Regions from separate parts of the Homo sapiens genome. Here region 1 is linked to region 2. A link is a loop called in an ENCODE intact Hi-C map of the cell type or tissue named here. Cell type or tissue: thyroid gland. All regions are shown on one strand. Each heading gives the region's core, and the rest is flanking DNA. Links, peaks and the distances in the headings are about the cores only. Region 1 holds the start of HOXA10-HOXA9 (HOXA10-HOXA9 readthrough). Region 2 overlaps LOC105375199 (a long non-coding RNA gene).

Region 1 (8,327 bases), core at 171-8,170, 1.1 Mb before region 2:
GCTTCCCCGGGGGCCTATTTAGGGAGCTGGCTTTTATCTGTGGCTGAGCCTCCAACTGCGGCCGTTCCAAGCATGCAGTCGGAGCGTTAAAGGCAGGGGCCTGGGCAGACTTTGACGGGGCTTGGGCTGGACCACCAGTCCCCATGGCAGCCCTTCTCCTCAGCTATGGGCTCTGGGGTGGATTGCAGCCCCCACACCTGGCTCACCCCATGCCTTTTCTCCCTCCACAGGTGGCCAACGCACCCGCAAAAAGCGCTGCCCCTATACCAAGTACCAGATCCGAGAGCTGGAACGGGAGTTCTTCTTCAGCGTCTACATTAACAAAGAGAAGCGCCTGCAACTGTCCCGCATGCTCAACCTCACTGATCGTCAAGTCAAAATCTGGTTTCAGAACAGGAGAATGAAGGAAAAAAAAATTAACAGAGACCGTTTACAGTACTACTCAGCAAATCCACTCCTCTAAGACTCCAGCGGCTGGAATTGGGTGGGGGGCTTCATACACATGAGATAATATGCAGATTTTGCCCTTGACAAAGTCAAGCCACATGGTGACTTTTGAAAAGAGGTGTGCAAGAGAGGGATGCATGGAGATAGCCCCACAGGAGGTGGTCTGGGACTCTCTTGATTAAGATCTCAGTGGTTAAGATTCCTAATAATCATTGGATTCTGAGAGCTGTGCATCAGCTAGAATGACAGGTTTGGGACCCCTGGTGGTTCACTCTTGGAGCCTGCAGAGCTGCGGGCTGGGTGTGGTCTCCACTGGGGATTGGGCCCCTGCCAGACCCCCTGGAGACTAACCCCACCACACCCTCCCTCTACTGGGAGCCTACCCACCCCCAGGACCCCTGAGTAAAAAAGCTGTGTGCTCTCCAAGCCCAGTTCAGCTTGGGGACAGGGGCAGGAGGAAGGGGTAGGATTACTAGGTGCCCAGAATGAGGCTGCTTTCCAAAGCCAATGTGAACAGCGGCTGGACTTGGAGGTAGCTTTGAGGTGGAAGAGGGCTGCAAATCCTTGTGGGAAAAGAAATCTATGATTCCAGGTGGCATCAGTGTCTTTCCACTCCTCCTAGCCACCCACCACACTGATCCAGCCCTGAGTTCCTAGCCACCGCCTCCTACAGCCCACCTGGCTTTTCTTTCTACCAAATGAGGGTCTTGGTTCCAGCCTGCCACTCAGGCCCAAAGCCTCGACACAGAGTGGACTGTTCCCTGAGGTGGGAGATGTGGAAAAGCCAAGAGGCTGCAGCCAGGCCACTGGCCCCTGAGATCTCTGCAGGAAATGGCTGTGGAGTGTGGCAGTTTGGCAAACTCTCCACCACACGTAATGAAACTTGGATTTGCTCAGTGTCTGGCTGCAGAGCAGTGGGCCTGGCCAGCAGGTCCCCAGCTTTGGCTATGAGGGCCTTGAGTCCCCCAAAACACCGGGTTCCAGCACCACACTCAGCCCTCATTGGCTCTTGAACTGAGCTTGGAAGCTTCTGGTGACCTTCCAAGAGCCTGAGAGTGAGGTGGAATTATTTTAAAAGATAAATATTATATTATATATATATATATTTCCCTGAAGGAACCAAAGCGAATTTTAAAAGATGCAATGTAGAGGGGAAAAGAGATGATGAAAATATTTAAAGGCCCTATCTGTTTACAGTGTTCCGTGGTTAAACTCGCTCACTGCTAAGAATATTTGAATGTATGCTTCATACAGGGATGGTGTTCAAAAAACTTGTAAATAAAGGAACCATAATCAATTTTCTTTTCTTTCTTTCTCTTTTTCTTTTTTCTTTTGCCATTAGTTGATTTCCTTTAGGGTGTTGGAGGGGGTGGAAAAGGTATTGAGAATGGTCTTTTTAATCTCTTGCAACATTTGGAAAGAGTTAGGGAAATGCTCAGAGGCAGTCGGCCTGGCCGGCCTGGGGATCTCATCTGGGAAAGCCAGGCACCCTCCCATTGAATCTCCTTTGCCTCCCTGTGTTAAGAAATGTCTGTTGGCTCCATTTGTACTGGGAGTGTTGGCCTGTCCTCAATTCTGGTTCTTACCCACCGTGTGTGTTGCAGCACTTATACAGGCAACTGGGCACAAGGAAAATAAAGACGGTGGAAATTTGAGTATCCTGGTGTGACATTCCTCTCCCTGATCGCCTTTTACTACCAAATGTCTGCCCCCCTCCCCCCACCCCCCCAAAAAATGCCTTACCTAGTTGAGGAGCAAGTTATCAGGCCCCTGAGGGGGTGAGAAGGTGACTGAGTCAGGAATTGGCTACAACAGAAGCCAGGCTTAGGAAACCAAGGTGGTTGGCTACGTCCTTGTGGGAAGTGGGGACCTGGGTGGTATCTCAGGGCCTGGAATATAGGACTTTATCCCCTCAGACTGATCTCAGCCCTGGAGAGGGCCTTGGGGCCTGAGGTGGCCAACAGGTCAGACCCCAGGCTGCCCTCGCTCACCTCAGGACAGGTAGGCCTGCAGTGGGACCGTCCGGGGGCCCGTGGAGGCTTCAACAAGAGGGAGCCTGGTCTGGGTTCCAAGGCAGAGCAGACTCCCAGGAGCCTCTAAGGGTGCTTTCTCCCCAGCTCCCAGCTGAGGCTGCTTTTTCCCTTTGGGGGAAAAAAAAAGGATGCCGATTTCCTCTTTGTTTGCTGCCTTTGAACTTCTGCCTTAAAATTGGACATCACCCATAACCTTGAGGAGAAGGGCTGAAAGGACAGAGCCCTTTGTTGCCCACCCCACCCTCTCTTCAGCCACCCAGGCAGGGCCAGAGCAGCAGATAGGGTCGCATTTGGAGAGAGGCCCCAGACCCCACTCTGTTTATTTGTTTGTGTGTTTGTCTAACTGGCGCGACTGGGGAAATCGAGCTGAAAGGGTAGTGGGACAGATCTAGAGATGAATGTCTAGGTTGATAGGCAGACACGCAGACATGAACAAGGGCCCTCCTGGGGGGCAGGGAGGGGGCGGGCTGGGAAGCCTGGGTTTAGGGAAAGACTTCCTTTGGGATGGTTAAAGATTAACCAAAGTCTCTCAAGTTGCTAGAGAGAGTCTAGCCAGGAGGACTGCTCGCGGGCGGGCGGCGGGCGGGCGCGGGTTTGATTTCTGAGCCCTATAAAAGCCCATCCTCCGATGGCTGTGACAATGTGGTCGTAAACCCGTCCGGGGCCGGCCAATTTGCATATTTGGAATGCGCCGCTATAAACCCGGCTGGGGTTTTGCAGCGATTTCTTAGATGTAAAAATGAGATCTCAATAGCAGCGGGCTGGGCACATCCTCTCCTCTCTCCTTCTCTCTCTGCCCGGAGCTGGTTTCCGTCTCTCGGCTCGGGGCTGGAACTCCGGCCCAACCTAGGCGCGCAGCCGCCACGAGATGGCGCACTTCCGATCAATGTCAAAGCCGCCGGGGAGCCGGGAACCCCAGCATGATTCTTGGCCTTTGTTCGCTTCTGATACTAAGAGCAGCACGGTACATTATTTCACTTGTCCCGCTCCCCTTCATAACAGAAAAAGGGGACTCACCCTCAAGAAGTGATTGGTATGGTAATTTAAAGCAACGCGCATTCGCTAGGCCTCGCGAGCGTCGCCGCGCGGAGAAGCCAGCTGTCCCTTGGCAGTGATTTCGGAAATGTGTCAAGGTAAGAGGCCACAAGTTTAGCAATTTCAGTCTGGTGGGGCGGGAGTGGGGAGGTGGCCGATGTCTAAGCAGGGCTCTCGGGAACGTGGCTGGGTTTGTGGGGTGACGCGGTAGGGAGCCCCCACCCCATTGCTCCCTAAGGTTGGAAAGCAGGGGGAGGCCTAAGTAGAAAAGTTGAGGATTTTAGCTCCTTGCGCCAGCATTTCACTCAAGGCGAATCTTTCGATTTTGTAGAAATACACAGAATAGAATGGGCTAGGGATGAGAGGCATCTAGGCGAAAGTGTTCCAGCTGTGCTGCGATAGGGGGTTGTGGGAGGGCAAAAAAAAAAAAAAAGGTGATCGCGGGTTGAGGAAAACAAAGTTTCCATTCTAAACAATGGGGTGGTAGAAGTCTGCGGCCGCTAAGGCGAGCTTATTCCCAGGGGCAGAAGTCCTGGAGGTCACTGGTTTCCTACTAGGTGCATCTCTATGTCTGCCCGGCAGCTTGGAGAAAACCTTTGTTCCGAAAAAGGCCAATTCGGAGAAGTCGCATGTGATTTTTGAGAGTGCCAGACAAGTCTCTGTGTTGCATACTTGGAGTACGCTGTTATAAACCCAGCTGCAATTTCGCAGCAATTTCTTACATATGAAAATTAGATCTTTTGTAGAAGATATTTTGCAAATATGCAAAAATGTATTGGTAAATACTAATACTTTTTTAAAAAGCTGGAACCGAGGATAAATTTTGACGGAGCAATCACTCCATTGGGGTTGTCATCAAACACATTTTAAATGAAAAAATTCCATTACATTTTGAAGGATCGATTCAAATTCCCTCTTTCTCCTATATTTAATTTTTTCTACTATTTTTCCATTAGTTTCCCACATCTTTTTCTTTTCCCAAATATACAGTGCGTGGTGAGTGGGGTGAATCCCAGAGAAAGTAGGCACTGCCTGTTTGTTGCGTAAATTTTGCCTATCATAGTTACTAGTCTTTGTTGAAGGCTGGCTCCCAAACTATGACGGAGCAAAGCAACAAGGCAAGAAATGAGCGCCCACCCAGTGAGCTGCTCTCTGCAGCGGGAGCCCTCCCTACAATGCCAGAGCCGCCTCCAGTTCTAAGGCCAGAGGCTGTTTATTATGAACAAATCTAAGAATATTGCAATTCAAAGGGTGTGTGAAAAGGCCCCAACACTTCCCTAACAGGGGAAGGGCCATCTTAATGGTTGGATTTAGAAAACTTTAAAAGTATGTTGTTTAGTAATAGATTGCACCTGATAGATTCAAAACAGACACATCAAATATCCCTGAAAATGTTGACATTCTTAAAGATGAATGGGAAAAGAACATCATTGCTTGTGGAAAAATTTTCTAACTATGCATAAATGCATGGATATGAGAAGCTCTGATTTTTTTTTCTTTTTTTGCTAAAGCCAGATATGTAAAAGCAGCCTTTATTTTTCCTCTGTGGGACTGCAGCCCAACTCCACCGCTGGATAATTCAGAGTCTTGAAAGCATTGAGAGTGCCCTCCAGATATAAATTGTTTACTAGCAGTTTCGATCTCAGGACCTGGTATCTTTTCATTAGGAACTTGTTTTTCATAATAGTTTATTTCTCACTGCTTACAAGGGCCTACTCAGAAGGAGTACCTAGTGAACTGCAGCCTAATCCTTGCCGAAGGCCTTAATCCATGGGCCTGGTGTTTACTTTGGCCCCATAGGGCTGGCAGGTTATTACCCGGGTAGAAATGGGCAATATTTCCTCCTAAATAAAACATGGGCTCTGGAGGTGACTGTGTAACCGCTGCATAAGGCCTGGTTGAGGCAAGCAGGCACTGAAGATTTAGGTCAAAGTTACCCTGAGGGAGAGGGAGAAATTTAGTAGCTGGGAAGAATGGCAAAAAAGAAAGAAGGCAAATGAGCACGAGGGAGGAAAAGTGCTTGGAAGCCGACCCACACTACAACTGAATCGCTTTCTTCATCTCTTGGGGTGGGGAATCTCAGGAAAGCCGAGGCGCTCAATAAATGGAATATTTTATTGAGAAACCTAACACTCCAGTGTTAAAGTCTAGAGAGCATGGGAGCCTTGGGGGTCGGTCAGGGATGCTGGGGGCTAGGAGACCAACTGAGAGGGCCAAGGAGGCGTTTAACTTGAGCTTCTGCTGCGTTAGTATCCTCTCATTTGAACCAGCAGCAGCCGGCCCGCCTGCAGCCGGCCAGCTCACCGGCAGTGTCTCGCTGCGTTTCCCACTCAGCAAGCCCTGGTGGGAGTTGGAAGGCAGTCCTGGGCCAGAGAGGGGCTGCCATACATGAGCTTACACACTCTTTTTAAAAGCCAGAAGGAGCTCAAGCCCAACATCCCGTTTGGTTTATTACAAGGGGGAAAAAGTCATACTAAAGAAACACATCTGGCTCACCACAGAAAGGTCACTGAAGACCCAAGTGCCAACGCCACGGCTTGCGAGGCCCATAGCAGGCCTCCCAGCTCCTCTACTCTTCGGCTGGGGCAGCCTTTTGTAGCAGATGCGATACAAACTGACTTTTGTAACCTTGGTTGGCACGTGCAGGTCCCTGGATTCTATCCAGCCTAGAAGCCCATTTGGCTGCCCTACGGGGCCCTGACCTGAGCTGTCTGCTGCAGGGCACCCAGCTTGTCTTGCCAGCCAAATTGGCAGGGCCCCCAAGTCCCAGGACACTGGGGGACTCTGGAAGACCCAAGGAAAAGACTGAGGGGTGTGTGAACTCCTTCGAAATGATGGATCAAATTGTGGGAATATACAGATATGCATTTTTCACAGAATGAGTCAAAACTTACTTGGATTTTCCAGAAGGGTCCTGACTCCCTAAAAGGTTAGGAAAGATAGGTTAAGATCATTGTCTTTTACTTTATTTGTATAGCCTCCACTATCTCAAATATATACTGGACCTTCCCAGATGTCGGCCTGGGAAGTTGCTTTCTGCATTTAGCCTGGAGAGGCATGACTCTAGGCCCAGGTCCTGGCCCACTGACCTGCCACGGCTCATTATCCTTGAGGAAACCTCGAAGGTCTTGGGACCCACTTGCCAAATGACACAGCTTTTCTGAGAGGCATGGGCAGTGCTGAAGAGCAAAGCTTCCTTCCTAGGCAGCCCCCAGCTCTGTGGCATTTCCAGGTGGCATTGCTAAGGGCAACAGTCCCAGCCAGTTCCACCCTTCTGGTGAGCAGGGTAAGGACCAGGCAGATCCGGGAAGCTAAAGATAGGGCCACTGGCTGCGGTGCTCTGAAGCTTTTCTGCACTCAGGTTCGTCCGTCTCATGGGCCTAGAGGGTAGAGAATTTGCCTTGGCCTTGGGCGCAGGAGCATGCGAAGAGCGAAGGAGAGTTAATGATCTCTTGGCACAGACCCTGTCTTGATCCCTCTAAAGCCGCTGCTGCAGCTTCAAGACCCTGTCAGGCTGGAGAGAACTGGCTTTCTTATTCTCTCTCCCCTCCTGTTTCTCTCTCTTTTCTCTCCCTCTGTCCGTCTCTCCTTCTATCTCTCTCTTTTTCTCTCCATCCTCCTCCTCCGCACCCTGATGCTCAGTCCTTACGGCCGGGTCACCGTGGGGCGCCGAGGTTGAAGTGGCTGGAGCGCCGCGCTAGCGGTGGAGCGGCCTTCTGGGCCCGGAGCTCGGAGCAGCCACTGCCCGCAGCGACCGCAGCTGCTTGAATCTCAGAAGCCAGAGCTGGAGCTCTACCTAGCCAGCTCTCTCTGCGCTTTCAGGGTCCTCTCAGGCTCCTCTTCCACCTTGGGCTGGATTCACACTGGGAGGAAGGAGGCAAAGTGCCGCGTATGACCCGGATGCAAGAGTCTTTCCCAGCTGAAGGCAGCGGCCTGAGCGGTCTATTTCCTGGGATGCCGGCGTTCAGTAATGCCAGCTCCGACTGGGGCCGGAGGGGCGGGCAGGCCTAGAGTATCCTGGAGACCTGTAGCCCACGGGCCAGGGGCAAGGCAGCGACCTCCCGGGCTCCACTGGATCTGGCCGGAAAAGGTTGCATTTCCTGAGACTAGCATGAGGCTCACACTTGGGGGCTAGCACCCCAGGCCGGCCATTTCCAGTTGGCTAAAACAGAGCCCCTGAGCCTGCTGAGCAAAGGGCCTGACCTCCACATGCTCTTATAACAGGACCATGAGCCCAGCCCGGCCTTGCAGGGAAAGGATTTCCTCACCGAGGCCTCGTTAAAATGCACACACTGCAGGAGCAAGGACTGCCCTAGCTGAGGGTATGGGAGGGAGGGGAAGAGGGGAGGGGACAGAGAGGTAGGAGTGTAGTGACACTGGTTCTTGTTGTAGCCTCCAGGAGCATATGAGTGCCAAAGCTAACAGGAGAGCAGGAACATAAAGCAGCGGAGGTGTACACCGGGCACACCCCTCCAAGTCTCTCACTTTGGGCCAGCCAAGGACCCCAAGGCCAGCATTTTACTTCCCCGAAATGACTGTGGGCTTAGAGTCTTCCCTAGGTGATGAGGGGATGCTTGGATCTGGCTCTGGCCTTGGGAGTGGGAGTGGGGCCGTCTTTCCATCAAGGCTGGCAGCCGCTTCCCACCCCCAGTCCCGCCAGCCCACCAAAGTCCACTGACAGGAGTTGTAGAGAAGGCAAGCCGGGTGAGCACAACACCAGAGGAGAAGATCCTAACTGGATCAACGGACTAGGGGAGAAAAGTGTTGGGGGTTAGGGGCTAGGGAACAACCACTGCATTTTGGGGAAAAATC
Region 2 (8,327 bases), core at 277-8,276:
TTTTGATTTCCCATCATTTAAAAAGGTAAAAACCATTTTTAGCTTATAGGTACAAAACAGATGCTGGACCAGACTTGGCTGCAGGCCATAGATTGCCAAGCCCTGATCTAGATCATTGAAAATAGGACAAATTATGCGAGAATGAAATGATCACTGTAAGAGGACTCCCCATCCTATTCTAGATCCTTCTGGACGTTAGCCAGGGTCTAAGTCTCACGCTGGATGTTCCTTTTTAAAGAAATCACTTTCCACTGAATCCCCCCTTCAACCTCAGAGTCAGCCTGCTCTCCTGGGTTGCTCAGCGCCTCTCCTGGACCCCTACTTAGACTGCCCCTTCCTAGGCAGTTTTCCTTCCTGCCTCTTCCCCCAGCCTCCTATCTCCTTAGAGAACTGGTATAAGCTAAAGTGCTTTTTCAAAATCTCTATTATGTGTATTTGCATTTTAAAGGAGGTTTCTGGACAGGGCAATTCAAAGATAGAACTCTGGAGCATTTAGCCTGGGAAGATGGGTGTTGTGCATTTGGGGGGTGTGGAAGAAGGAACTTTTGCGCAGAGAGATTCTTATCACTCTTACAGTCATACTGAACAGAGCCTGGGAGGCTGGCCCTGACCAAGAGCCCCAGGGCCTCCAAGACCTTTGGACTAGGCTTGGCTGTAGGTAGGGAAAGGCTATTGCTATACTGTGGGAACCCCTAGGGGCTCTTTACCTAACAGCTGTGATTAATGAGTTGAATGGAGGAGGGGATGACTTCCTTCCTTGGCCCACTCAGAGTTCCCTGGAGGTGACAGCCACTCCAGGCACTCATCTCTGTGGCAGGCACCCCGTGGGAAGAGGTTGCATCAGCTCCAAGGTCTTTTCAGTTGTATCAGGTGGTCCTTAAGAACTGTATGTGGTTGAGACTCTGAACTCCCGGACACAGCAGAGAAGCAGAAAGTTGCCTTCTCAAAGGGGCACGTGTTCCCTGAGCTGTTTTATATCCCTGAGCTTTCCTGTGTCTTATGATTGTTTTCCCTCTGCCCCCTCCCCAAATATCCATTACGGACACTTAATCTTGTGTTAATTATGTATATGTTTCTGAGCCTACCAAATTCATCTGCATGTAGAAGTTTACTTTTATCCCATGTCATAGTTGTGGGGGCCAAGGCTCTTGGTCCTGTAAAGGTTTGCTGAAAATCACTGAGATGAGGCAGGTTGATTAATTGGAGAAAAGGCATATACGCTTATTTAACGTGCATTCACAGGAGCCTTCAGCATGAAGACTCAAAGATACAGGGGAAATTGTCCATTTTTATGCTTAGGTTCAACAAAATATGGACAGCCATATGGGAATATGATTGGAGGAAAAGCATAGATCTAAGTCTAATAGAATGAGTGGGGAAGCCCAGCAAGAGCTGCCTGTCTAGATTCTCCCTGGCCTCTCTGAGCGCACATTTCTTCCTTCTGGGTGTGGGGCAGGACCCTCTCTGGAATGGGGGTCTTATGACCTACTATCAAACAGGGTAGGTCAGATTATTTATTTATGGCCAGTTTTAATTTTTATTATTTATTTATTTGAAACAGAGCCTTGCTCTATTGCCCGGCCTGGAGTGCAGTGGTACGATCTCAGCTCACTGCAACCTCCGCCTCCCGGGTTGAAGCAATTCTTCTGCCTCAACCTCTTCAGTAGCTGGGACTACAGGCGTGAGGCACAACGCCTGGCTAATTTTTGTATTTTTAGTAGAGATGGGGTTTCACCATGTTGGCCAGGCTGGTCTTGAACTCCTGACCTCAAGTGATCCTCCCGCCTTGGCCTCCCAAAGTGCTGGGATCACAGGCATGAGCCACCGTGCCCAGCCCATATGGCCAGTTTTTATACAGATAGGGTGGAGGGAAAGTTAAACTAATATTTTTAGGTTTTATGGCTGGCTTTGGAAAAGGCTTCTGGTTTCTATGGCTAGCCTCCGAGGAGAATGGGACTGAGAGACAGGAGGGCAAGAGAAGGTCAGAGAAAATCATTTGCTTCTGAGGCTGCTGCTGAGGGCTTCATTTTGGGGTGTTGTTTTCTGAGCCCCAGCACAGTCTTTCTGGGAAGGTGGGAGGGTACCTGACTCCTTTTATTGTAGATCCAGCTAAGACTCCATGGCTGTCCAGAGCTTTCTCTGTGGTTTTCTCATGGTAACTGCAAATGGTGAAAGGAGGATATTTGGCAGGACTGTGCTCAAGGAATAGCAAGATAGAAGAAATGCCTGACCACTGTCCTCCCAGAGGTAGAATATTCCCAGGGAAATGCCTTTCTTTGTCAAAGTCTCTTTTCTTTTCTTTTCTTTTCTTTCCCTCCTTTCCTTCCTTCCTTCCTTTCTTTCTTTCGCCAGCTAAGTATATGCATGTACTTTTGGACCTGGAGAACAATAGAATGTACTGTTGTATTTTTATTCTCTTTGATTTTTTAAATTCCAGAATTTTCCTTTTCCTTTTTTGGGGAAGAAAAAAAGTAAAATAAATAAACTGTGATGATTTGACATTTCCCTGTAGCTTCAGAAAGGAAATTTATATAATACATATCTGTCTTTGGCTGTTTTCTCCCTCCAAGGTCAAGTTTGGTTTTTAGATGTGGCTTATAATACTTTATATTGTTAGAGGGTTTGAAACTCATCAATATTTGAACAACATCCTGAATTGGATGGTATGTGGGTTGTGTTATATTTGGCCTCTGTGTCTGCCTCAGAGGTGGGGGTTTTAGGATGGATTGATTAACACAGAATGTTAAGCCTAATAATGAAATTGTGGATGGTTCTGAGCTTGGAGCTGTCTATTCAGACTTTCTGCCACTGAACAGTGTGGTGGCTCCATTCACCCCATGCTGCTTTTTCTAGACTCGTCTTCACTTACTACTCACAGATTCCAATTTCTATTCTTGCCTGAACAGAGGAAGGGAGCCTTGAATACACAGGCAGGATTAGGCACATGAGTGGATAACCCACTTACAGTAGCCCACTTCCAGACAGCCCAAATTCTAGAAGAGCATCTAAAGAGGGATGGGTATTATTTCAATTTATTTCCATTTAATTCTCTGCATCCTTGGTCTAAGCACAGCTGTGTCACTGTGGTGATGTCCCTTGCCTATTGGGGATGATGATGGGAGCTGGGATGGCATATGGTAATAACAGATACCATTTATTATTGAGCATCGACAGCAGAACTAAGAAGATGTATGTGGGTTATCTCTTTAGTCCTCACAGTAACTCTGCAAGGTGGCATTTTCTTCATGCGGCAGATGGGAAAACCGAGGCTAAGAAGGATTACTCAACTTGCCCCAAACCACACAGCTTGAGTAGCAGGGCTACTCCAGCTAACTCCAGCTGTCTGTGCGCTTTCAACTGTTACCCCGCTACACCTGATCCCGCGGGCACAGGGCATGCGCGGGCGGTGTGGGCGCGTCGGGTCCTTCTCCCTTTGTCTGCAGTGAGTGATCCGCGCGCCCCCTGCCTGAGCCATCCCGGCTTTGCTTTGTCTGTTGCATTGTTGGCGAGACCTCTACTGCCTGAGTAGTTTGTTCAGTGCACAGTAAAGAGCTCTTTAGTTTTATTGAAATTATGTTTATGTTAAAATTATGTTATCCAAAATCTTGGATTACAGAGCAGCAGAACTGTTTGCAAGGACTACTGTTTAGTGAGTTGTTACAGAAACACCTTGTAAAATAATGAGTTATGTGAGCTGGAAGAATCAAAGATGTGGAACTGGGCAATGTAAACAATTTATTCCTGCCAGTAACAGCTGTAAAATGATGATAGCGCAAGTCTCTTGACTTTATTCCCTTACTCTGATTTTTATTTTACAGTACATTCACTTCTAGATCTTGTTGCTAGTTTTTAAGAAAATTTTAATTTTTTTTTTGAGACAGGATCTTGCTCTGTTGCCCTGGCTGGAGTGCAATGGTGAGATCACAGATCACTGCAGCCTGGAACTCCCTGGCTCCAGCAAGCCTCCCACCATAGCCTCCCAAGTAACTAGGACTGCAGGTGTGTGTGCCACCATGCCCGGCTACTTTTTTTTTTAGTTGAGATGTGGGGGAGGTGGGGAGGGTCTGCCTATGTTGCCCAGGCTGGTCTTGAACTCCTGATCACGATGGATCCTCCCACCTCAGCCTCCTGGTGTTAGAACTATAGGTGTGAGCCACTGCTCCTGGCCATAGATCTTTTTTTTTTTTTTAATACCTCACTCAATTTTTTAGAATTTTTTTTTTGTATCAAACATAATGGATTTCACATTGTTTTAAAAAGTAATTGGGAAGGAATACTGTTTCAGAGGACAGCTTACAGAAATCTCTACTATATGACACAGTTTCTTGTTGGTAAACACCATTAAAAAAGTTCAGAAGATTCCATGAGAACTTATAAATTACCTATGGTCTATTTAGAATCCTAAACAAATACACAGTGATTTACAGTGAACTGAGAGAGAAAGATCTAGGAAGAAGAAATTTTAAATTTGCTTGGCTCTTTTCTTTCCTTTTCTGAGACAGAGTCTCACTCTGTCACCCAGGCTGGAATGCAGTGGTGCTATCTCAGTTCACTGCAACCTCTGCCTCCCAGGCTCAAGCAATCCTCATGCCACAGCCTCCCAAGTAGCTGGGATTACAGGCATGCACCACTACGCCCGGCTAATTTTCTTTGTATTTTTTGTAGAGACGAGGTTTTACCCTGTTGTCCAGGCTGGTCTCAAACTCTTGGGCTCCAGTGATCTGCCTGCCTCGGCCTCTCAAAGGGCTGGGATTACAGCACTGAGCCATCGTGCCCGGCCCCCGATTTTATTTTCAAAAATACATTTAGTGACAAAACATCACTTTCTACCTACATACTTAATTTTGGTTTCTCTCAGTTTTATTTTGTTTTTGACACATTTAAATTCCCTAAATACTGTAATAAAAATATTCTAAATACATTCTAAATATTTTAAGCCATTTTTTCCCTCTCTCCCTCCTTCCCTCCCTTCCTCCTTCCTTCCCTTCCTTCCTTTCTTCTTCCTGTGTTCCATCTTTCCTTCTCCCTTTCCCTCTCTTCTTCTTCCTTTTAATCACAAGGTGCCTTCCCCTGTTAGGAATGAGACAATCATTTTGTAAAAATATTAATTTAAAAAATTTGTTTAGAGATGTCCTTTGAAATGAAGCTTCCATACTTTTCATACTTTGGAATTTTTCAAAAATATTCGTCTTGAAGGAAGTCTTGTTAAAATCTAAAGGACCGAGAAACATATTTTAGTTCTAAGGTGTTTTTATAGAGACTCTGATAGCAAATGAATGGAAAGAAATACTGCTTTATGCACTACGGAAATGCAATGATTATCCTGCTGCCAACGTAACCTGGAGTGATATATAACCACCTCTCCCTGGCCTGGGAGATTAATGAAATGACTCTAATTTTGGCAACCCTTCCCACCAAGAGTGGGTAACATAACTCTAAGTTGATTTGAGCAAAGGGCAGAGCAAACTTTAAACAGAGCATCATGGCTTCTACTCACTTTGGTGACATTCGGAGTGCTATTTCAGCCCTATTTGATGAAGGTTGTCTGGGACCTCCTCAGCCTCTGTTTCCATGCCTGTACCAAGATGACACTGTGACTGCAGTCCAACTTGCCTCCTCTGTCAGATGACACGCCCTTCAGATGATTGCGTTCGCCAGTTAATAAACAGTCACTTTTTGAAACGGAATCTCTCTCTGTTGCCCAGGCTGGAGTGGTATTATCTTGGCTCACTGCAACCTTTGCCTTCCAGGTTCAAGCAATTCTTCTGCCTCAGCCTCCTAAGTAGCTGGGACTACAGGCACCTGCCACCACACCCAGCTAATTTTTGTATTTTTAGTGGAGACGGGGTTAAGCTGTGTTGGCCAAGCTGGTCTCCAACTCCTGACCACAGGTGATCCACCTGCCTCGGCCTCCCAAAGTGCTGGGATTACAAGCATGAGCCACCGTGTCTGGCCCACTTGGTGTTTTGATCAGTCTTATAGGAATGTATACCTTGTGTTTTAAGATTCAACCATTTTTTTGGTTACTGCTTCACTTCTACCTCTTTCAGTTATTCATGCTACCTAAGTCAAAAGGGGCTTCTCCTTTGCAGCCGGCCCATAAGATAAGACTCTCAAGGCGATCTGCTTCTGTGGTAGCTAAGAGAATGAGCTTTGGAGGCTCACTGGCTGGGTTCAAATCTGCTCCCATCAGCACCTCATGAGGGTGTTAGAATGATTAAATGAGGTGCTATGTGCAGGAAAACACAGTGCCTACCACAGAGAAAAAGGATTTTAGTGTGTTTTTTTTTTAAACAAAACCTTCTGAATGTTTTGGTTCAATGGTTTTCTTCTAACAGCTTATATTATATTATCAGAGCCCATTGATCATAATGGCCAATAACATCATGAAAGGAGACATGGCACTTCTGGTGGAGGAACATGACCCCTCCAGTAAAGCTGTCCTGTCAAAACATCAAGCCCATATCTATTCAAGCCTCCGTGTAACTACCACTTCTCAGAAAACAATAGGGCACAGGCGGCACAGCCCAGAACGTGGGAACCCCTAGAACAAATGACTCAATGTCTTCAGTAAGGGAATAGCCAGAAAAAGTGTGTGGGGAGGGAACCTCAGATTAAAATAATGTCAATGGGATGGCAGCCAACTGCCACATGTGGACAGGTCCATTTAGGAGACAACTGGGAAAAGTAAACATTGACTGGACACTTGATACAATTAAAGACTTATGGTTAATTTTTAGTCGTCTTTTTTGTTTTTTTTTTTCTTTTTGAGACAGGACCTCACTCTGTTGCCCAGGATGGTCTTTTCTCAGGCAATCTGCTTGCCATGGCCTCCCAAAGTGCGGGGATTACAGGCATGAGCCACCACACCTGGTCAATTTTTTTTAGTAGTGATAATGGTTTTGGATTGGTTTTTAAAAGGTCTTTATTTTTAGAAATGTGTATGTAAATATTTTAGAAATATGCACTTAAATATTTATTTCAAATTTACGGATGAGATGATATGATGTCTGAGTATAGAGGGAACGAGAGTGGCACCACTGCCTTGGTAATTGTTGGAGCTGCCTGGTCGGTAGATGGTGGCTTATCATGCTGTTCTGTCTACTTTTATGTATGTTGAGATTTTTCAGGAGATGAACTAAAAATGATCAAAACAAAGCAAAATAACTACAACAAAAACAACCGTGCCAAAATCTAGTGGACCCTCAATATAAAGCAGCACATTCCCGCAGTTCCTCCACCTGCTTTCTGCTCAAATCATGGTGCCCGTTTCTAGGTCATTGATTACAAGAGGTTTCCTTACTAGGGCAGGTGATTTCCCCTATCATGGTTTATTATCCTTAACAGAATTTGAGAAAATGGCTGTTTCAGGTTGGTTGCTGTCACGTGCCTCTGAGGTCAAATACTGCTATCAGGAGTTGACAGTTGCTATTTGGCTCAAAGTACTTGAGGTCATGGTCACTCCATTATCTTTCTAAGACTGCAATTTTTGAACCTGCCTTTACTGGATATCAGGTGCTCGGTTGGTTGTCTTTTTATAGATGGCATCAATATCAGGTGGCATATAAAAGCTTTCCCAAACCATGATTGCCTTATTAATCAATTCATAAAACTGATCAGGAAAGTGTTAGGGTATCTATTAATGTAGTAGTTAGGAAATAAATCTAAACCCTACCTTTCTCTGATAAGTAGGTTTTAAAAAAGGAATGAGGATGAAGTTCAAACAAATGCATCTTATTATTTAATTTGCTCTTCTCTCTTTTGACCTATAATTTTTGCTCCATGCAATGTCTTCAGTTGGCAACTAAAAATATTTCTCTTTTCTGAGTGCAGATAGCCATAATTTGACAGTGTGGGTTCCTTTTGTTATTGCCTTCATCTTGGAGAAACTGGACATAGATTTTGGGGTTATTAAAATAAATTTTGAGCTAACAGATTAGATATTTTTGAATTTAAAAAAATCAATTCAAATGGCCAGGTGCAGTGGCTCATGCCTCTAATCTCAGCACTTTGGGAGGCTGAGGCGGGCAGATCACATGAGCCCAGGAGTTCAAGACCAGCCTGGCCAACATGGTAAAGTCTCATCTCTACTAAAAATACAAAAATTATCCGGGCATAGTGGTGTGCGCTTGTAAGCCCAGTTATTGGGGAGGCTGAGGCATCAGAGTCACTTGAACCCAAGAGGTGGAGGTTGTAGTCCTGGGTGATGGAATGAGACTATGTCTCAAAAACAACACAAAACAAAACAAAACAGCAATTCATTTGGCTTAAATAAAATTCTGTCTTCATGCTATCACATTTAATGAAGATGGGCAGCATGCATCTTT

What was found. Hi-C counts contacts between places; a loop is a spot of excess contacts. Peaks named below come from ENCODE experiments on the same cell type or tissue, not always from the same donor. Only the 100,000 strongest peaks of a DNase experiment are listed, where the experiment ranks them.
Region 1: a loop joins it to region 2, with 4 times the contacts of the local background. A loop is called at or near these places in 18 of 110 quality-filtered maps.

Annotation. Positions count from the first base shown.
Region 1 is chr7:27,174,932-27,183,258 of GRCh38, reverse strand. It overlaps HOXA10-HOXA9 (HOXA10-HOXA9 readthrough), which reads left to right and starts at 3,020. Exons shown (of 3, transcript NM_001433944.1): 1 at 3,020-3,613. The coding sequence starts at 3,604. HOXA11 (homeobox A11) reads left to right here. Exons shown (of 2, transcript NM_005523.6): 2 at 231-2,102. The coding sequence ends at 463. It also overlaps a transcript of HOXA10 not described here. RefSeq lists enhancers at 1-428, 2,916-3,517, 3,518-4,120, 8,239-8,327. In thyroid gland, for the core only: a CTCF peak has its summit at 3,347 (motif pointing right); no DNase peak of the experiment used is centred there; H3K27me3 peaks cover 6,813 bases.
Region 2 is chr7:26,074,211-26,082,537 of GRCh38, reverse strand. The region is part of intron 1 of LOC105375199 (a long non-coding RNA gene); the gene reads left to right. Among named protein-coding and RNA genes, the nearest start is that of NFE2L3, 74 kb to the left of the region's middle. RefSeq lists an enhancer at 3,322-3,391. In thyroid gland, for the core only: a CTCF peak has its summit at 3,459; a DNase peak (open chromatin) is centred at 3,427.